Linked DNA regions of Mus musculus: region 2 is linked to region 1. Evidence: chromatin loops called from intact Hi-C (ENCODE). Cell type or tissue: left cerebral cortex. All regions are shown on one strand.

The links. Peaks named below come from ENCODE experiments on the same cell type or tissue, not always from the same donor. Only the 100,000 strongest peaks of a DNase experiment are listed, where the experiment ranks them.
Region 2: a loop joins it to region 1, with 4 times the contacts of the local background. A loop is called at or near these places in 21 of 42 quality-filtered maps.

The regions. Positions count from the first base shown.
Region 1 is chrX:93,066,892-93,071,891 of GRCm38, reverse strand. No RefSeq gene overlaps it. Among named protein-coding and RNA genes, the nearest start is that of Gm38657, 11 kb to the right of the region's middle. In left cerebral cortex, a CTCF peak has its summit at 1,961 (motif pointing left); DNase peaks (open chromatin) are centred at 1,969 and 2,730; H3K4me3 peaks cover 687 bases; H3K27ac peaks cover 245 bases.
Region 2 is chrX:93,472,281-93,477,280 of GRCm38, reverse strand. It overlaps Pola1 (polymerase (DNA directed), alpha 1), which reads left to right. Exons shown (of 37, transcript NM_008892.2): 32 at 2,794-2,968. Among named protein-coding and RNA genes, the nearest start is that of Gm35587, 73 kb to the right of the region's middle. In left cerebral cortex, no CTCF peak of the experiment used is centred here; no DNase peak of the experiment used is centred here.

The sequences.
Region 1 (5,000 bases):
TCCTAATGTCCAGTGCTAAGCTATAGAAAGATTATGGCTTTCTGTCTCAGGCACACCCTCATGTGCTGTTCATCTTGAGGTATATTCAGCAGCTTAGGTTGCTTTAAGAAAATACTACAGACGAGGCAGGTTAATCCACAGAAATCCATTTTCTCATAATTTTGGAGACTGGAAATTCCAGGTCAAGGAAACAGCCAGTTTGTTTTCTGGTGGTTGTGGGTGACTGCCATCCTGTATGTGCTCATAGGACCATTTTTGGTATGTTCTCTAAGGGGGAAGAAGGAAGGGAGCAGATAGGAAGGGAGAGAGAGAAGAGAAGGGGAAGGAGAGGTAAAGGGGGGAGAGAGAGAGAAGGAGAGAGAAAGAGACAGAGAGAGACAGAGAGGTTGAGAATCAGTATGTTTTCTTATCTGGGTTCCACCATGTAACCCCACTTAGAAGCCTTCACACCAAATACAGTCATACTGGGGGTTAGGGACTTAACATAGGAGGTGTGGACACAAAGATTCAATCCACAGCATATGAGGTAACCATGCAGAGAAGCTCCAGCTAGTGAGCTTAGAAACAGATCTTTTGTGGCTTAACCATCGGCTATGTGAATAATCTTTGAAGTACATTTGCCAGTCATTGGGGCCTTGAAACCTCTGGCCAACCCTTTGATTGCAGCCTTACAAGCGACTGAAACACTGCCACCAGCTTAGCTGCTCCTGGATTGAACCTGGTTGATTATAGAAACCGGAAGGTAATAACTGTTGTTTTCAGCTGCTACACTCAGCAGAATGTATTATCTAACAACAGATAATGCATATACATAGTATCATTTAATATTTGACTCTTCAATTCCTGTTTCACAAGCTTTAGAAGTAGTACATGTTATTAGGAGATTAATTATTAGCAAGGAGAAGAATAGGACATGTGAGAAAGCAGTAACAACTTTCCTTTTGTATACAATCTTTATTTCAGAAATAATTCTTGTGTTCTGTTCCTATCCTGATATGTATAATGCTTTTCTTTGACTCAGGAAATTGGGTGCTCTATGGAAGCTACCTATAAGCCTTACGATTCAGTATATGCATTCTGAATAGACACTATGTAAATATTTGTTTCTACAAGATTTTGCATATGAAAATTCCTTGTTAGTACAGGATTTTGAGGATTCAACTGTCACTGATTGTATGTATATGAATGTGCATTAAAAAAAAAAACAAAAACATCACCCCATGATCTATCGGGATGGGCATTTGATAGTCAGCAAGAGGTAGAGGTTGGCAAAGGAACCATCTACATTTACTGTGCCATCAACCAGCCTCAAATGTATGTCTATCATAAGGATCTTTTGCCTCTAGCCTCTTCAGGCCCAGCTCCATTGGCATTCGGGAGTAGTTACATTCGTAGCCAATTAGCAGGGTGGCACACACTCCGCCAAGAAGCTCTAGTCTCTATAGAGCCGGTATAGAGAGTGAAATTAGCTGAGACAAATACCTGTTAATCCCCGGTTCTTGGCTGGCATGGAATGCCTACTGTGCAGTGCTAATAGTTCTGGGAAATCCCAATTCCCAGTGTCAAGAGTTGAACAGACTAAGTCTGTTAAATGAAGAAATTTACAGCACATTAGCTTTGATCAAGAAATTCTAGGTGCAAGTCTCTTAAACAAATGAAGGCTGCTTGGGAATACAGGTCACTCTTTCTGGGAAGCTGTCCTTTGAGGGAGTGTATCTCCACTTTTTTTCCCATGCCAGAGCAGGGGGCAGAAGAGTGGCAGTTTGAGTGACCGAAGGGGCTGTAGACATAGTCTTATTTAATCATGAGGCGAGAACTATGTGACAATACTAGAGTTTTGTTAAAGGGAGCTTGGACGTGGTTTACTCGAAAAACGCAAAATCTGTAACAAAAACCGCAGGAGCTCCTTACAGCTTCGAGGGACGGTTTGTTTATACTTACATGTGTAAGCCGCGCCCTCTGCTGGCTATATTAAGCCATGTCTCTGTGCTCTTCCTCTCTTTCTGTGAAAATCATGTTGTATTTTCCCATCTGAATTATGTTTTTAGTTGCATTCTATCAGCCCGTTGCTGTCTATGCAAAGAATGAGGCAAGCAGAATTTAAATCGTGGCTTGTGCCATACTGCCTGTCACTCAAAGCTCCACAGAGCGGTCCTGAGAGAAAGGCAAAGAATTTGGCAGTTCCTGGAGACACAACATGAATGTTCAGATTCTGCTCCTTTGGCTGAGTCCAGGTTCCTTTTTCTTTTTCTTTTTTTTTTCTTTTTGGTATATCTTTTAATATTTGTTCCACTGTGGAATGCATAAAAATATCCTTTTAGTACCAAGTGATTCTTTGAACTCAGACAAGCTTTCAATTCTTACTTTCAAAATATAAAAGAGTTTGGCTGTTGCCTTCAAGCTCCAGGGCTCTGGGGGTGGTGGAGAGAGAGAGAGAGAGAGAGAGAGAGAGAGAGAGAGAGAGAGAGAGAGAGAGAGAGAGAGAGAGAGAGAGAGAGAAGAGAGAGAGAGAGAGAGAGAGAGAGAGAGAACGAATCACAGTGAAAGAGGAGGGAGAGTGGGCTGGTGAGGCCCGTGAAGGGGAGGGCAGTTGATTGTATGCTCCAGGGTCACGCTGCCTTGCCTGTAGAAGGAAAGATGATTTACATTTTCATGTGTCTCAGAAAAGAAACCAGAAGTCCCACAATCTGTTAAGAGCCTCTCGGTAGAAGGCACTTCCAATTTCTTTCTTCCAAACAATGAAGAAAGAAGCATCCATTTCAGGCAAGGCAGAGGAACAAAATGTAGCCCTGTGTGCTGGGCTGAGTTAAGCGAGCTGTGAGGAGCGGAGGTGGTAGATGGTGCTGTAGAATTCCATTTCCGGAAAGGAATATTCAAAATGACCAGAGTGAAAATGAAACTATATCATTCTAATCCCTGTAGATACTGACATACAAAGTTTTACCTTCTCCTGCTGCCTCACGGCACAGAGGTCCTTATTGTCTGGTATAGTTGGCAGGAACAAGACGAATGACAAGTAACACAGGTGCTTTTATAAATTGGGATTAAGTCACAATTAGCAGAGTCATACAGCTGGTCTGTTTTGAGAACTCTTTTTCTCCTTCAGTCAGCTTTAGTTGATTAAAGCATTCCCTAATAAGGATGGTCACTGTATGCTCATTCTGTTAATCCCAATTCATAAAAGTCTAATCTACAGCAGAGAAGTTTCTATTGATGTTAGGCTATAGAAAACTCGCTTTCAGGTCGAGGCCATGCCATGCGTGGGGGATGTTAAGCTTTTGCAACAATGGATTCCAGCTACTCATGTTTACCAAGGGCTAGGGATCAGGACCTGTGCTGTTATTCTACAATAAAATATTATGGTGATTGCATGGGGACGCTCCTCAACCAAGTTAAATCTGCAATTTGTATGCCATATAATATTGCTGAAACCTTTTAGCTGCTGTGAGCCCTGAGTAATAAAAACTTAAGTGTTTTTCTTGCCATTTTGATTTTAAAGACTGTATTTTGGAATCCCCCCCCCTCAGATATGTGCAATATATTCAGGTTAGTGATTGTATGGTAATCTAAACCTCATAATCTAAGAATTGTTCCTTTTATACCAAAGTGTTTACCAATAAGTTACTATGGCAACAGTCAAAAGCATGAGTTGTGGAGTCAAACAGTTCTGAATTTGACATTAATAGAAGTGTGGTGATCTTAGTTAAGTTACTTATGTCTCTGGATTTTAGTTACTTTAATTATAAAATGAGTATGATGACAGAATGTATTATAGGGTTGTAAAAATATACTTATGTATAAAAAATTTAGCCCAATTCTTGACCCATGTAATTTCCACAAATGTGTACATCGAATAGACCATTGAATAGACTAGAATCTTGGGATGAAATCAGAAGGCATCACTGGTTTTGTTTTTTTTTTTTTTTGCCTCCCATTGTTTCTTTGAATTTTTAACTGGAAAACATCTTTTTCAAGTATGCAAAAAACTTCAGTTAAGTCCCTCAAATTCTTGGCTTCCCATAGGGGGAAAAAACCAAAACCAAACAAGTTTTAAGGTGACTGTAATTCACAAACCAATTGATAATATTGTTAGGTCATAGATATTTCAAACCTGAGTTAGAGTTAAATTTCTTTCCCCTACTTATAGTTCTTTGCCAGCCCTTTGCTTAGGATTCTGATCCCCTTGGATTTGAAACATAGAAAGAGAGAAAGGGAAAGAGGGTCTGTTTTAGGATGATTTTGTTACTACTGGTCAAACGCTAAACATGATGATCACAGAGCGCTTTTGTGGATTCTGTGCCCCATTCTTTGGTTTGAGCAGCATCTCTATCCCTTTTCCTTCTCTGTCTGGGTGACACACACAGTCTCTCAGTCCTGGAAGGCTCTGCAGGCGGCAGGCTGCCCTTGCGGGCAGTGTCGACATATGGTCGCTGGGATTTACACACATTTGAACTGTCACTGGAGGGGAGTGTATTTACTTCCTAGACACAGCCTTTTAATCTGATGTGTCCAGCTACATTGACTTTCTAAAGTGTGTCAACTCCAGTTCAGTGTGTACCATCTGCCACTGAGCACACATTAAGCTCTTCAAGTGGTGCCTGTGAGGCCATGTCACCTGGGTGAGGAGAGGAGTCAAATCTCCCTATCACCTGTCCCCTTAGAGATCACAAGTGTGAGATTAGGAGCTTAGCCTTCTTTAGAAGGTAAAAAATGTATCTTTTTGCCTATTCTTATATTTTCTAACGCCTACTCTCTCTTTATGTGTGTTCATGCATGTGATATATATTATGTGAGTGCATATACATATTTGCATGTGTTGGGGGGAAGTGCATGCAGAGTTCAGGGGTTGATATTGGGTGTCTGCCTTACATTATTCTCTACTTTATACACTGAGATAAAGTTTCTTACTTAAACCCAGAGCTTGCTGACTGAGGCTAGTCTAGCTAGCCAGCTTGCTATATACTGGGATTACAGTCAGGACAGGCCTCTGTTTGAATGCT
Region 2 (5,000 bases), 410 kb before region 1:
AAATTCTGTTGACATCTTGTTCAGTTTAGGGACTACATCTTTCAGTAATATATCTTAGGTGAGAGCCTAAATGGTTTTCCAGCACACATTATAAAACCTGTTAGCTAACCAGTTGTGAAATTTGCTGTATTTGAGCTTAGGTTTTAAGAATACAGTAGGAAATACGTTGGGCTCACTCTTAGTTAGCTACAAGCTATTTAGAGGTAGAATGCTGTCAGTAGAAAGAATGCTTGGAAATTTGCTTCTGGTCTTTAGAAATACAATACTCCTTTATGAAATCTTTTAGTGATACATATTTGAAAGTAACTCAAAGCACTTGGTGGTGGTTGTTTTGCAGTTCTTTTTTAATTATTAATTTAATATTATTTTAAATTTATTTCTTACACTCCATATTCCATTCCCTACCCCCCATCTGCCCTCTGTCTGCTCCACATCCCACACCTCCTCCCCACCCCACGAGGATGCCCCCACCCCCCACCCCACCTAACCTCTAAACTCCTTTGGGCCTCCAGTGTCTTGAGGGTTAGGCGCATCATCTCTGAATGAACACAGACCCGGAAGTTCTCTACTGTATGTATGTTGGGGGGCCTCATATCAGCTGGTGTGTGCTGTCTGTTTGGTGGTCCAGTGTTTGAGAGAGATCGGGGATCCAGATTAATTGAGACTGCTGGTCCTCCTACAGGGCCACCCTTCTCCTCAGCTTCTTTCAACCTTCCCTAATTAAACAACAGGGCTCAGCTGCTTCTGTCCATTGGTTGGGTGCAAATATCTGCATGTGACTCTTTCAGCTGCTTGTTGGGTCTTTCAGATGGCAGTCATAGGACCATGTGTATGCTACACAAATATTTTACTTTCACTCCAGTTCACCAGTGCCTTAATTTTTTTCACTTACATAAAATTGACTTTAATTCATTATTTAAAAGTAATTGAGTTTCCTCAGTGTGGTGGTGTAAATCCAGCTCTTGGAAGGTAGAGAGAGGAAGATCAGTAGTAGTACAAGGTCATCCTTTGATACAGCACTAAGCTAGAAGTCAACCTAGGGCAGTATAAGATCAGCCTCAACAGCAACAAAAAATCATGAGAGAAAAGATTAAATTCAACAAAAGCCTAATTCTATAGGGTGAGCAGATTTCTGGTACTAAAAGGCAGTCTGAGTATAGCACATGAAGACATAGCCTGATGGTTGTTTTCAAATGCCCAGGTAGCAGCTGTTACCTCATTTCCACCTTACAATTCAGTTTGCTTAAAGGACATGATTAAGCCTCATTCATTCTCATTAATTTTTTTATTGAGTTGTTTAATATGGACAAACAAATTTTAACCTGAGGGTAGCTTTCTTTCTAGAAAATTCATCATACTTCAGACCAGGTAGCACCTAATTGAAAGACAGATAAATTCTGCTTCTATCAGGAACAGAAGCTCAAAGAGTAGGTAGGCCCTGCCTTGTGTCTCTGGTAAAGACCATGATGTGGAAGGTTGCCTATGTTTTGAGCTGAATGCTGAGCTTAGAAGAGACTGATTGTGGCAGGAGTGAAAGAATAGGATTCACATTATAATCAGTTCTACAGAGCAGCTGAGCACTGTGAATAGTTATAATTTACTAGTGTGAATATTAAATTCTGTTGTTTCAGTCAAGAGGAAGAGTGGAGTGAATCATTGGATGTTGGTCCAGTAGAATGATGACTTTTTGATTCACAGATGTCAGCGACATCACTACAGAGCTGTATGTGAGCTAATTAAGTCGAATCTCACAAGTTTAAAGTATAAAACAAGTAGCCCCTAAGAAGAGTATCTATCCCACCTTCATTTGCTTGAGGAGAGATCAGCCTCCTCCTTACCCCTTCCACTGGTCAGGTATTTGACTTTAGAGTACTGCTGCTGTGTAGGTAAATCAGTTACTTTCCTTGTCACTGTGATAAAATACCCCAAAGAAACAAAGGACAAAGGCTTTATTTTGTCACACAGTTTTTGGAAAGGCTACATGCTTCTATGGTTGGAATTGTGGCTGGAAGTAATTGCATTAATAGGATAAAAGGAGTGTTATTTATTCTTTTATTGTCATGTCTTTCACAGTCAGCTATTGGATGGGTCACACGGCCCCTTATGGAGGAGCTAGAGAAATTAACCAAGGAGCTAAAGGGATCTGCAACCCTATAGGTGGAACAACAATATGAACTAAGCAGTACCCTGGAGCTCTTGTCTCTAGCTGCATATGTATCAAAAGATGGCCTAGTCGGTCATCACTGCAAAGAGAGGCCCATTGGACTTCCAAACTTTATATGCCCCAGTACAGGGGAACGCCAGGGCCAAAAAGGGGCAGTGGGTGGGTAGGGGATTGGGGGGGTGGGTTTGGGGGACCTTTGGGATAGCATTGAAAATGTAAACGAGGAAAATACCTAATTAAAAAAAAACAAAAACAAAAACAAAATAAAACAAAAAAGTCATTCTCAGTAGACTAATAGTCACTGGTATTTTCATTCCTTTTTTTTTCTTCATTTTTTCTTATGATATGGCAGGTAGGATTATAATCTAGCTAGTGTCATCTTACTGGTTTCCTATCCTGACAGAAAAGAGCACAATACACTGGATTTACATTCTCAAGCAATGGATAAGATTGAGACCAAAAAGTTCTTGGTCTTTCTAGTCTATGATACATGTGAGATTTTTAACAGGGCAAGACTTCTTGGTGTTTGGAACTAAGGACATAAAATTGAAACTTTTGTTCATCTATTTGATTAAGCAAGTGTATGTGTGATTGAGTTGCTTACAACTTTATGCTGTGTCTTCTTTCAGGATGGGTCAAACCTCACTGCAACTCAGAGGGCCTATGCCCCAGAACAATTGCAGAAACTTGACAATTTAGCCATCGACACCCAATACTACTTGGCCCAGCAGATCCACCCTGTTGTGGCTCGGATCTGTGAGCCAATAGATGGAATTGATGCTGTACTCATTGCATTATGGCTAGGTAAGTGTCCCAAATTCATGAAAAGCTGCATAAAGTAGTAGTGATATGCATATTCCTCCTGTGTGTGTTAGTATCCCTGCTTGCAGAAGCAAGAGTGTGTCTGTTACTTTTTTTATTGTTCTTTGTAGTTGCTTGCCTCATCTATCCCACCAGAATGTGAGCTCCACGTACTTGCTGTCTTTGTAAGTCTGGGCCTACAGGTGATATTCACTGAGTGCTGAGGAAAGGAAGAATTTTATGTACTTATATGGTCACAGTGCTTCCATTTTTAAAGGTCTAATTAGTCACCTTCCATTAATAAGGAGGTTAATGATTTTTTTGCATCTTGTCTAAAGGTATTTTGTTATAAAGTGAGAAAATGCAACTTTAACTTTTAGCTTTTACTTTAAATTTTCTAAAATTAGACTCACTGTTATTATCTAGAAATTGGATGGTTCTTAATTTATCATCATCTCCAGAGGTGGCAGCTAACCTCGAGGCACCAATGTCTCTTTGATTTTTTTTCTTTTTACAGTTCTACCCCTCTTCTATGTCATTATTGCCATATTTGCTTTAAAATGTGTTTCTTAAACATCCCTCATTTCAATTCTAAGTGACCAGAACATAGTTATGTTGCTTTTAAGGTCCCTACTCTATTCTATAGTAAGCAAAGCTGAATATTTTAAAAATACTGCTAAATCCTTAGATGGTACCTCATTCTCCATAAATCAAGTACAGTAATGCTACTGACATACTGTCTTTGGCTCTGACAATTTCAGCCTAGTTTCTAACTCCAACCTATATTAACCTTGTTCCTACTCTGTGCATTCCTTGTTCACTAAATAATGTGTTGCTCATTTTCTCTCTATTTGTTGGAAAAATCTTCTCTCATTTTGACTACAAAATGAGCTGCAGTGTCATAGGACATTGGCATCTCTAGGACCTGGTTTAGATATTAACAAGCCTCTGAAACTTGGTCATGCATTGATTTATTTTTTTGCAGGGAGAGGTAATAGAATATAATTGCTTTGACAGAGATAAGATATATCTGTGATGCTCAGCACAGGACTTGGAGCAGAGGGAGTGCTCAGCACATGGTGGTATATTGACCTGCCATGCTACTTTCTAAATCCAGTGTAAATATGTCCATCTTCTTTCAGTCCATAGGATTTATGAATAGGTAGTATTCAGTATGTCTTTGGAATGTCATTGGATTTTCCAAAGCTCATTAAAATCATATATATTCCATCCTGCCTGTGTCGAATGTGTTTCTGAGATCACATTCCACCCCCATCCCCACTATCCCCATCAGTGTCTGATCTGGAAGTGGAAACTCATTTTTGACATTTGCCTAAGCAAAACATAATTAGGAAGATAAAATTCTGCTACCAAAATAATCATATAATGTATTCTCCAAGTTGAGTTGTATTTGATGATGTTTATAAATCCTCAGCTGGGAGGAGGAGACTATAAATGCATGATTTTTTAGTGTCATTTTTTTCTGTTATATATTGAGTGCTTACTGTGTTTGCTGTGAGAAGTACTTTCCATATCTTATTCAGTCATCGTGACAGCCTCCTTTAGGCATATTGCACTAGCTCCATTTTACAGAAGAGGAAGCATATGAAAAGTAGCTAAGGTAGTTTATCATATAGCTAGTAAGTACGGGGCTGTAGTTAGATTCTTACTAAGTTGTATGTGACTCTAATGGTTCTGCTTCTGACCACTGTGCTAAACTCGCTCCCTAGCAGTAAATAGCATAGCTCTAAGAGACTGGAAGATGTTCTTTACCAGGAGTGAGGTGCTGTAGATATGCAAGCATGAGGAGCTTTGCTCTTGTGCCCTCTTAGCAAAATCTAGCTCTTTGTTAGCTCTTTCAATTTGTCCTTTGCTATATAATAAGTAACCTGATCCAAAGGCAAACTGTTCTGTCTTTCTTTGATTTTGAGTCTGCCAGTGGCCAATGATTGATAAGGAAGGCACATGGTAAACCCCTCATCCTGATTGAAGTCAATGGAAGTCCTCCATCTTGAGCCATTGACAAACTGCTGCT